Regions from separate parts of the Homo sapiens genome. Here region 2 is linked to region 1. The links are chromatin contacts, found by Hi-C in ENCODE. All regions are on one chromosome and are shown on one strand. Each heading gives the region's core, a stretch centred on a gene start or an enhancer-like site at or near the end of the contact. The rest is flanking DNA. Distances are from core to core; before and after follow the strand shown.

Region 1 (5,636 bases), core at 2,928-5,427:
GTAGAAAACAAACCTGCAAATATTTCTAGCTCTGGGCATTGTAAAACTCACACCTCTGGCTATTGTAAGCAATTTATTTTGCTCCTTTTCAAACTCTCAGAGATGGTGAGGCACAATCAGATATCAGAGATGATGGAAAATGTTGGAAATAGCTCTGCAACTAGCAGGCAAGCTGGTTCTGAAATGTCGGCTCATCTTAATTTCAGCTGTGTTTAGAGAAGACCATCTTACTGGTTCACAGAGCACTCCCTTGTGGCTAAATTATTATGGGCCAACACCGATTCTTGTTTGCAACCTTCTGCAACAAACACACACATAAACACACACACACACACACACACACACACACTCTTCTCAGGATAAAATATTTTAAAATGCTGACTTTAAGATTTCAACAAAGCATTAAGTATTTTTCTTATATATAAAAAGTTCTTTCCAGAAAGAAAATCCTAGCCATATGACCAACAAGAGGCTGCATGGATCACTGAGAAAACCCTGAGTGTCCACCCATGCTCTGTGGGTTGTGGTTTAAGATGACTCTTTGGACCTCAGATTCTTCATGTGTCAAATGAATCAATGGGACTCTCTGACTGCATTATACTAATGTTCTATAATCTATGATTCACTTTTCTAGAGGACTCAGCCAAGTTGGGGATTCCCTTATTTATCTAGTAGATTAAACTCTTCAGACTCTTAAAGAGGTAGAAGGAAATAGTTCGAGATGAGCAAAGTGGTTTTGTTTTGTTTTCCTTCCTCAACCCCCTTCCTGCATCATTGAGCTGGGTGAACAGTTGCTAAGAAAAAAGCGAAATGTTCCAAACTAGGGGACTTTTTGGACATAGATTCTGAAACTTCAGTTGTGATGTTGGCTGGACACAGTGGTTGGCTTTCTTTGTGGGGAATGGCACAAGAGAAGAGAAAGATCTGCTTTTCATATGTCAGAACTAATTGTGAAATAAGTGGGCCTACAGACTAATCTAATCATGCTTTTCTTTATTCACCTCATATAAAAGTCTCTTTAGAATGCATTTGAACACAATATATAATAATAATACTATAACATACATTGTGAGAAACATTTGAAAATGATAAAATGTCCACCTGAAACAATGCAGTGTTCATAGACATACATTGGTCATGCACATTTGTGCCATTTTCTGTAATTACTGAGTCACAATGCTGAACTGAAAGCATGAAACATATTTTACAAACTGAAACTGACATCAGTAAGAGGCCTAACAAGTGTTATCAGAAGAGGCTTCACATTTGCGTAATTTGCTACATCAGTTCACATTTTATTATAAAAATTCACATTGTTTTATTGTTTTCTTTTGTAATGAACTGGAACATGACATTCCTGCTTAATGGCAGGCAGGAGGCTACCTCTTCAAAGTCAGTAGTTCGGGAGCATTCAGAAGAATCATCTGTGAGCAAATGTAGTGTTTCCTTTTGAACCAAAGCCACAATGATAGTAGGATCCAGTTATAACCCAACTCATGCCCACATAGATTTGGATAGAACCTGGGTAAAAACTACATCCCATTGCCCCCTGCCCCTATCAAGCTATACAAAAGTAAAAGCTCAGTATAAACCATTTAGTATCTAATGTGAGAATATTGTTTCCAAAACTGGTTCATAAAGGGGTTGTGCAGAAGTAGCAACTCAGGCAGGGAAAGGGCAGACCCTTTGAACAAAAGCCCACCCCTGTCCTCTCTGCCAAGGGGGCCATATGTCTCTACTAAGTGACGTTTGGGTTATATAATACACAATACAAAACATTACAAGAAAAAGTCGTAACTCTTAGGCAGAGTTTTCTACACAAATTTAACACCACCATTGGCAGGCAATGTTAGATATATAAATTAATAACTTACAAAACATTACATTATATACATTAAGTAATAAATACACGGTTATAAACAGGAATGGAGGTGTTAGCGCAGAAGGCAGTGCAAGAGAAGGACGGCAGCATTACATTGAAAACAGCCTAACGGGGTGAAGAGAGGAGGTAGGGAACAGGGCCAGGGACTGTACAACTCCTGTGGGGGGCAGGGTCCAAGACACAGCAGGGCACACTGCTGAGTTCTATGCAGACTCTCACGGTGAACGACACCACTGCTCCTTTCTACCCCCTAATTTGTTCAATTTTATTCTGTTTACAGCAAAAAGTTAAAAGTACTGTTGGAGGCAGGCAAACAGAGAGAAGTTTTAAGAGTGACTGTGGAGTTGGACTGGACAACAGGGGAAGGAAGTAAAATGTGGTTAGAAGTGTATCCTTTCTGTCTGTTTGCAAAAGTAACTGTAGTAAAGTGAAGGATATTGCCCAAGAAAGAAGGAAGACTATTTTCTTTCCCTTTTCCAGAAAGAGTCAAAAAAGTTTGTCAACTTTGAAAGCTTATCTGTGTAGAAGTTGATACTAAACTCCAGGTATTCAACAGGCATTTTAAAGACATGAAAATGTTTTACAAAAAAGGCACACAGGTTGGCAGACAAAGGGACAAGTGAGAAGATTCATAAATGAAGTTATTAGTCAGTGAGTTCAGTCACTGTCGGGGATAAGTTCCCGAAACTTAGTGCAGAATGATCTCTCAGTTTTGTGTCTTCCATTTTCAAGCCATGTGTCTTGATCAGAATCGGCCCCCAGCAACAGCTTCAGCCCTCTCCACCAAGCTTGCCATCAAGGCAAGTCAACCGTGGGATTTCCTGAGCTGCTATTTGCTTCCTGGTCTTGCTTTCTGACTCCAAACTCAAGTAACTGAAAGGCCAGGTGGCCCTTGTCCTGTGCAGGTCTTGGCCCCCATGGTGGGCTGGCCCTACCACATAGCTGGCATGCTCATCAAGGATAGAATGTTCATCTCCACAGGGAGAGGGGGATTATGTATCCACGGGGGACTTGTCTTCTGTTGCAATGTCTATGTCAGTCTCTCCCAGGGAATCTCTGTTTTCTGGATCAATCACACAAAGCGTCTTTGTGCTGCTGAAATAGCTGTGTCCCTCTCCCTCCTTCTCAGGTCCTTCAGAATCTTCCTCATCGAGAGTCAGTTCAAACTGAAACTTCTCCATCAGACCCTGGCAGTCCCTGTTCTGCTCGTCCAGTGGTGGTGAGGGACTTTGAGGTATCATGCTCTGATACCAGTTCCTGTTATCTTCTAAGGTATCGAGAATGTCCTGAGCATCAGGCTGTACCAAATCTGCCCATGTCTCCCACAATGGATGGACAATGTAGTCGATGAAACCAACCTGGAGAAAAATAAGATGACACATCTGTTATTGTGATGGTGCTTGAAAAGTAAACAAGGTTTCCTGGTTTCCATGCAAAGAAAGAACATTAATAACTTCAGAAAGATCAATCATAATGGATTCCATGATTTGGGCACTCACAATACAGTGGGTCTTACACTGAATGCAATCGATGTATTCTCTCTTAATCCTGGAAGGTAAGTATTGCTGTTTACTATTTACAAAGGCAGAAACTACGACTTATTGAGATTAAATATCTTGTCAGAGGTCACATAACTAGTGACTGGTGGAGCTGGGACTCAGTCCCAGCTTCATCTGATTCCAAAGCCCGTGTTCATCTTGCTACAACAGACTGCATTTCCTTTTATGTGCGCCAGATAAGAAGTCTGGATGGAATCCTCATGATTTCCAGGGACCCAAAGACAAAGAATGACTTTGCCACTACTTGGATTCTGTGAGTCATTTTCTGAAGAAGGCAGGCCCAGGTCTAACGTGTTTTGACTCAATATTTTTTCCTTGTTAACTTTAAAATATGTTGCTATTCCAAAGTGATGAGGAGCTGGCTCCTGACTACTCTGGAATTTCTCAAGTTCTGTGGAATGCTTTTGGCTGGTAGAGGAGTTTGATGAAACACGTGAAAATACTTTGAGCCCTGAAAGAAACACATATCCCCTCGGTGGACATCCATGCAATTGTTTTGGATCTACAGAGCACGCAGTCATTTCCAACAGGTGAAAGAAGGGAAAATAAAAAACAATTAAGCAGTTCCTTTTGCTGATGTTCCTGTGATTAAATACCAGGCTTATGGCTCTGTTATGGTTTACTCAGGGGCTATGCATCCTGCATGAGCTAGCAGTGTGGCCTTACGCTGGCCTCCTCATTGTTGGACAAACAGGAAACACTGGGGGTGGGGACAAGTAGAGAGAAAGAACAGGCACTAGTTGAATGAGGGAAGGGAATTCCCCTGCCATGGTCTGGGGAGCTACAGAGATGCTGCATTGGGATTTAGGGGTAGATGGTCAAAGGGCACCCACCCATGGGACATTATATAGGTCTCTTTCCACACTACTGGAAACTTTCCTTTATTAACATGTTGGTAATTGGCCAGTCATTTAATACATCCAAGTTGTACTGTACACAAGAACTTTGGTCATATGTGATTCTTTCATAAATAAAATTATATATATATATATATATATATATATATATATATATATAGTATGATGTGTGTGTATATATATATATATATATGTATGATGTGTGTATATATATATGTATGATATATATATATTTTCTTATTCTTCTTCTTTCTGGTGCTTTCCTAGCCTTAAAAAGGAAGTTTCACAGCAAAGTCAGGGAATCTCTGATCTATACTGGTTACAAAAACTCAACCGTACATGATTCAGATATTTCTCTCACTTCCACCCACTCCTTTTCCCTCCCTTTTACTTCTTTATGTGTGCTTAATGAATGTTAGAGACTATTTTCAAGGTGTTTTCCAGGGACCCAAAATAACAAGCTCAAGGTAATGGAGAAAATTGAATAAGCTGAACACAGTGCAGTCATTTCCTTTCTTCGCTTGTTTTGCTTCTGCTAAGAAATGCTGAGAATGTTTTTGAAAGGTAGCTGCTAGTTATTTATTCCCTAGATCACAGGACGAGAGAGCTGTATGAATCCTGAGAGCACCCAGTAAAGAGCTTTACTGCTGGGCCAATCAGACAGTGTTCAGCAGAGCCCATTGGTGGGAAATACCAGAGTGGATAACGATGTCATGGCAACAGGAAGACCTGTCCCTAAGATGGAGAGTGAAGAGCTTTGGATGAGAGAGCTGCTGTAGTGGACCAAGAGGACAGCTTTGCACCTGACATGCTGGGGAAATATCTACTTTATCTATCTTGCAAGGCTGTTTGGGGATCCAAGTAAGATAATGTATGGAAAATGTGTGAAATGCTCCACAGAACATCATATAAACATAAAACATCACTGCTATTAATAAAAGGGTGTTATTCCTCCTTACTGATTCATATCTTGTTCCACTTAAGCCTTTGGGCTATTCGAATTAACCCTCATTAACAATGTTAACTTGCATTTTTACAGTATATTAGACTTCAGAGCACTTTCACAGATTTCTTTCTTTTTTTTTTTTTTTTTTTTTTTTTTTTGAGATAGAGTCTTGCTCTGTTGCCCAGGCTGGAATGCAGTGGCACAATCTCAGCTCACTGCAACGTCCGCCTCCTGGGTTCAAGCAATTTTCCTGTCTCAGCTTCCCGAGTAGCTGGGACTACAGGCACACACTACCATGCTCGACCAATTTTTTGTGTGTTTTTGGTAGAGACAGGGTTTCACCATGTTGGCCAGGCTGGTTTTGAACTCCTGACCTCAGGTGATCCGTCCAC
Region 2 (5,205 bases), core at 844-3,343, 970 kb before region 1:
CCTAAGCCTTGTGAAGATAGAAATAAAATCAGGGCAGCAGAGAAGAAATCACATACTCACATTTACCAAGCATCACTCATGGCCAACACATACTTATTTTGACTTCACTCTGGTGCTGGTTTCAGAGAACCAAGATGATGTCCACTATAAACTCTGTTTGTTACAGTGAAAAGCACGCAGGCATGGAGCTTTCACTGTCAGGATAAACACGCATCATGCAGCACTGCTGAATTTTACACTGGTGGCCCTTGTGATTTTTACATTTGTGTCCTCTCATTTGCTGATCCCCACAATGGTCTTGTCAGCTTTGCAGATACCTGTATCATTACCCTCATTCTACTGAGAGAAACCCTTGAGTTGAGAGGCGTGGAATAGATTAACACGTAGCATATCTTTCCAGATCACTGTTGAGGACATTTTTGGAGGAGAAACCTTTACATGAGAGGAGGAATTTTGGTTTTAACCAGTCACTTGCTCGTGAAAAGGAAATAATTAGGCTGGGTTCTTCTATAATATTCACAAATTATGGCTGTTCTAAATGTCCTGCTTTGAGAATTGTCTTGCTATTGAAAGTAGATTCATTTTAAAATAAATTTTGAGCTGCAGTGTTAGTTTCAAAGTGAAGAGCCTGATCATGATTCACCAGGCTATTTATAGTAGTCTCTTCTTATACCAGACGTTTTATGTGTGTGTGAGAGAGACAGGGAGGAGAAAGAAGAAGAAATCACTCATTTCTTAAAACTGAAGAAGTGTGCAATGATCAAAACCCATCATGTGAACCCCATCAGAGGACTTTATAATTGTTATTCTTACTCTTCTGGTTTTGTGCTCATTCAGATTCATAATTCCAAAACTTTCTATCCTCAACTGGAAGAGGTGTAGTGAAGAGGATGTGAGTCCTGAGAAATAAAGAGTGCAGTTCACCAGGAAACCTCTTATGAGCATGCCAATCAGTAGCTCAATTCGAATCGCACAGCATTTTCCTTCAACAAAGATGAGTCACGATGCAGCAGTTCTGGATAAGGTTTCAGTCTCAGGTCTGTGCTCAGTAGCTGGGTGACTTTGGGCAAGAACTTCCTCTCTTTCCTCTCTCTGATACTCGTTTTTTCATTCACTCATTCATTCGTTTTCTCATTCACTGGTAAGTGGGCGTACCAGTACTTACCTCAGGGGATTTTTGTGAGGATTAAATAAAATGGTAATGCCAGCTTTCAGTGCTTTGTGAAACTTTCGCATTCTATGATAATGTCAGGCTTCACTGTTTTCTGGAAAGTTGTCTAATTTACTACTGTTTTATTACCATTCCTGAGGAAGGGCTGCTTTCTATTCCTGTTTGTATGATTTTCTTTTTTTTTTTTTTTTGAAACGTAGTCTCACTCTGTCACCCAAGCTCGAGTGCAGTGGCATGATCTTGGCTCACTGCAACCCCTGCCTCCCGGGTTCAAGTGATTCTCGTGCCTCAGCCTCCCCAGTAGCTGGGATTACAGGCGCATGCCACCATGCCCGGCTAATTTTTGTATTTTCAGTAGAGACGGGGTTTCACCATGCTGGCCAGGCTGGTCTCTAACCCCTGACCTCAAGTGATCCGCCTGCCTTGGCCTCCCAAAGTGCTGGGATTACAGGCGTGAGCCACTGCACCTGGCCTGTTTGTATTATTTTCTACCACTATTACTATTCCTAAAGTAGAGCAGCTTTCTTTCCTCCTTCTCCCTCTTCAATGACTTAACAAACATTATTAAATATCCACATCCACAGCTTTTTCATCTTTTGTTTCCCAAAGAGTGAATAAGTGAAGTGACATGGTTACTGCTGGGCATATTTATGTAGGAGAGGTGGGGGTGGGCAGAAAGGGGACAACAGTCAGAAGAGATGAAGTAGTTGGGGTCAGAGGGTGGAAATGCCAGGGATGGAAAAAGACCTTGATCTTATAGGAAGTGGGATTGAAACGATGTGACTGTGTGGAAGAAGGAACTCAGCTCTCACCCCTATCCACCAAAGGCACATGACACTGTGGTGTGTCATGAATGTGAGAAAATGAGCTCTAGCAAAATCATTGAAGCTTCATATAAAAGCCACTATGCAAATAGGTCTTTTTCTGCCTTCAGTTTTATTCCCTTGAGTTTTAAGTTGACGCTTAAAACTCACCTTCCAGAAAAGAGAAATCTGTTGTCTACTGTAGTCAATGTGCCGTTTCATGTACCAGACATCTAACATCCCAGTAGGCTCTGTTTCAAAGGAGAAAAAAAGACATATTTTCATATATTTACTACTTTGAAAGTTAACTGGTCATTCAGTAAACAATTCTGGAAGAGTAGAATTAGAGGATAACTTCAATTATTTGTGTGTGTCCCAGTATTTTTTCTTTTTCTTGTTTAACAATGAACATATATATCTTTGGCCAAAAAGTCAGAAAAACAAGGTTACCTTAAAAACAAATTTAAAAAAAAATGATGAGGAATTTGTTTCTTAACTTACTTTTTTTTTTTTTTTTTTTTTTTTTTTTTTTTTTTTTGAGACAGGATCTTGCTCTGTTGCCTCGGCTGGAATGCAGTGATGCAGTGGCACGATCTCAGCTCACTGCAACCTCCACCTCCCAGGCTCAAGCAATCCTCCTGCCTCAGCCTCCCACATAGCTGGGACTACAGGTGCGTACCACCACGCCTGGCTAATTTCTGTATTTTTTATACAGACAGGCTTTCATCATGTTGCCCCGGCTGGTCTTGAACTCCTGAGCTCAAGAGATCCACCCACCTTGGCCTCCCAAAGTGCCGGGATTACATAGGCATGAGCCACTGCACCCGGCCTTAACTTACTCTTAAAACATGTGTTATTAAAATAACCCAAGGAAAGTACATGTGGCTTTAGCACCATAAGACAGAGCAAAAAAATAAAAATAAAGTATATGTGGTTCTTTTCTTTTCTTTTCTTTTCTTTTTTTTTTTTTTTTACTAGAATGCAGAAAGAATTCTCAACAGAGAAGATACAACTCATATAGAAAAACACTTTTTGGTCTTGTAAAAATACACTAATATAAATGACAAACCTTGTGTTCATCTCCATTCCTAGACTTATCATGGTATAGTACAATTATTTGGTGTGTGATCATTAGACAATGATGTACTTAAAGGGAAGTCCTATCTCATTTAATATGCCACATACCCAGCGCAGCACTTAGAATATAATAGGCTCCTAATAATTGTTAAGTAATGAATGAACAAATCATGTGATATTATCTATTTAATGCCAAAACACAGGCTGAACTGATTAAATAAATAACCACCAATCTGTAAGACAATGGTCAAATATGGCCCAACTTAATTTCAACCAAACATACTTGCAAAGAGACTAAATAATCAACTCCTGTATGTGTAAGTGTGAGTGTGTGTGTGCATGAGTTCATGCTCACGTGAGTGAGTGAAGTCATTTTGTTTCCTCTACCATCAAGTCACTTAGATTTGTTTTGATTTACAGCCAGGAGTGGAACCAGCAGAAACAACTCCTGAAAACAGGCTTCAGCTGCACCAAGCTAATTTCCTCAACAGTGAAACTTAGAGTGTATTTGAGGGGAGGCTGCGCTGGGGTTTTTTCCTAGGTTAGAAAGTTCCATCTAACCAGATGGAAATTTCTAGAAAATTAAGTCCCACCACCTGGATAACAGGAGATAAGAGAAGAGCAAAAGAGAAAGAAAGGGAGCGTAAGTACCCACATGTAGAGGGCAGGTGCTGTGTGGGCCCATCCACAGCTCCATCTCCCCTCCTCCTGCAGTAGTCAGTGTGAGCTTCAGAGCCAGGTCTGCGGGGTAAGCCCAGCTCTGTGACTTTGAACAAATGCTAACCACATCCTTCGGCTAGCTCCCTCATCTGTCAGATGAGGGTGATAATTCCACATATCACACAGGGTGGAGTGGGAATTTCAGTGGAGCGTGCTGACACATGGTGAGTGCTCAGCAAGTGTAGCTCTTGCTGTTTCCCGCATTTGAAAACTGAAGTGCTGAAAGGTTAAGGAACTTGCTTAAGGTCCCAGAACTAATCATCAGAGATGCCAGGCTTTGAACACAAATCCGTTTTATCCCAGAGCCCATAGCCTTGGCTCTGCACCGTGCAGGTGCCTGGCTCTGAGAAAGCTAATGGTTTCTCTGCGATACTTCCATCCCCCATCAGTTGGGCCTTCTTTTTGTTCTATCCTCTCCTTCATTACTTCCTTTTCCTGCCTTTCTTGCTCTACTTTCTTTTTTGTTTTTTTCTAAACATTCACTTCTTTTCTTTTCTCTCCTTTGCAGTAGTATTTACCTTTGCAGTGAGGACTTAGAGGTAAGCAACACTTATGTAAAACATTTTGAAAATGCTCTTAATTCTCCAGGAATATGAAGAGTGGCCCAGGAATCAAACCTGGGACTTCTATCTGCTAGCTTAGATGCAAAAAGAAAAAAAGCACAGGCAACAAAGGAAAGGGGATATGACGTTCACTAACCACCTACTGTCAGGTGGTGTCCGGACACTATATACATCATCTCGTTTAACCCTCACACAACGCAAGGGTGCATATGATTACATCTGCTTTACAGCTGAGGACAAGGAGGCTGGCAAAAGTTAAATGATTTACAAAAGACCTGGGTCTGGTAAATGGCAAAGCTGAGGACTGGACCCAGGTCTTGCTTTCCCCGAAGACCCTGCTTTTCCCATTACAGTTCACTACATTGACCAAGACCTGACTACTCCACAAACTAGATAATCCAGACATTTGTAAAATCAGGGTTTGGAAACCCGGGTGTGCTCAGTGTCAAAGCCAGTTGACTTGTACCACAGCAGTACATGTCTTCAGTTAATTACATATTGGTAAGAAATCTAAAGGGGACACTCACTGACTCATTAAAAATCCACAACCTAACAGATTATTACAGAGCTAAGAATCAAATTCTAGAATTATATTCTTTTCACAAGGTAAATTGCAAGTAAACTGAAATGTTAATGGTGCCTACCTGCAATGTATACCTTCATGGGAGAGAAATCATTAGTTGAATCTGCATGAGTCTCTAAAAAGTGTAACATTTCATGACCAGGGGTGTAAAATCACTGCTGCTTAAAGCAACACAAGGGCTAATAGGGAGGAGAATCTTTGACATTCAACTGTCACAGAGTCACTAAAAGTTCTAACCTCAATGTTATCTAGCCAAATACAGATAAAACTATTATAGGCACATGAGAA

Evidence for each region. A loop is a pair of places that touch in the nucleus more often than their neighbours do. Pooled maps may share reads with other maps.
Region 2: a loop to region 1 is called in a pooled map, with 10 times the contacts of the local background. The contact joins two enhancer-like sites. A Hi-C loop is called at or near these places in 10 of 37 single-sample maps with no recorded cell type and 13 of 50 pooled maps.

The regions. Positions count from the first base shown.
Region 1 is chr1:66,369,917-66,375,552 of GRCh38, reverse strand. It overlaps PDE4B (phosphodiesterase 4B), which reads right to left. Exons shown (of 17, transcript NM_002600.4): 17 at 979-3,240. The coding sequence ends at 2,875. Among named protein-coding and RNA genes, the nearest start is that of SGIP1, 160 kb to the left of the region's middle. RefSeq lists enhancers at 1,097-1,276, 2,223-2,272, 2,643-2,732. Within about 2 kb of position 4,177, at least 14 of the 41 ENCODE cell types and tissues checked have a DNase peak (open chromatin) inside an H3K27ac peak, as active enhancers do.
Region 2 is chr1:67,335,644-67,340,848 of GRCh38, reverse strand. It overlaps IL12RB2 (interleukin 12 receptor subunit beta 2), which reads right to left. Exons shown (of 17, transcript NM_001374259.2): 9 at 2,146-2,225. Among named protein-coding and RNA genes, the nearest start is that of IL12RB2, 30 kb to the right of the region's middle. RefSeq lists an enhancer at 1,864-1,943. Within about 2 kb of position 2,093, at least 4 of the 41 ENCODE cell types and tissues checked have a DNase peak (open chromatin) inside an H3K27ac peak, as active enhancers do.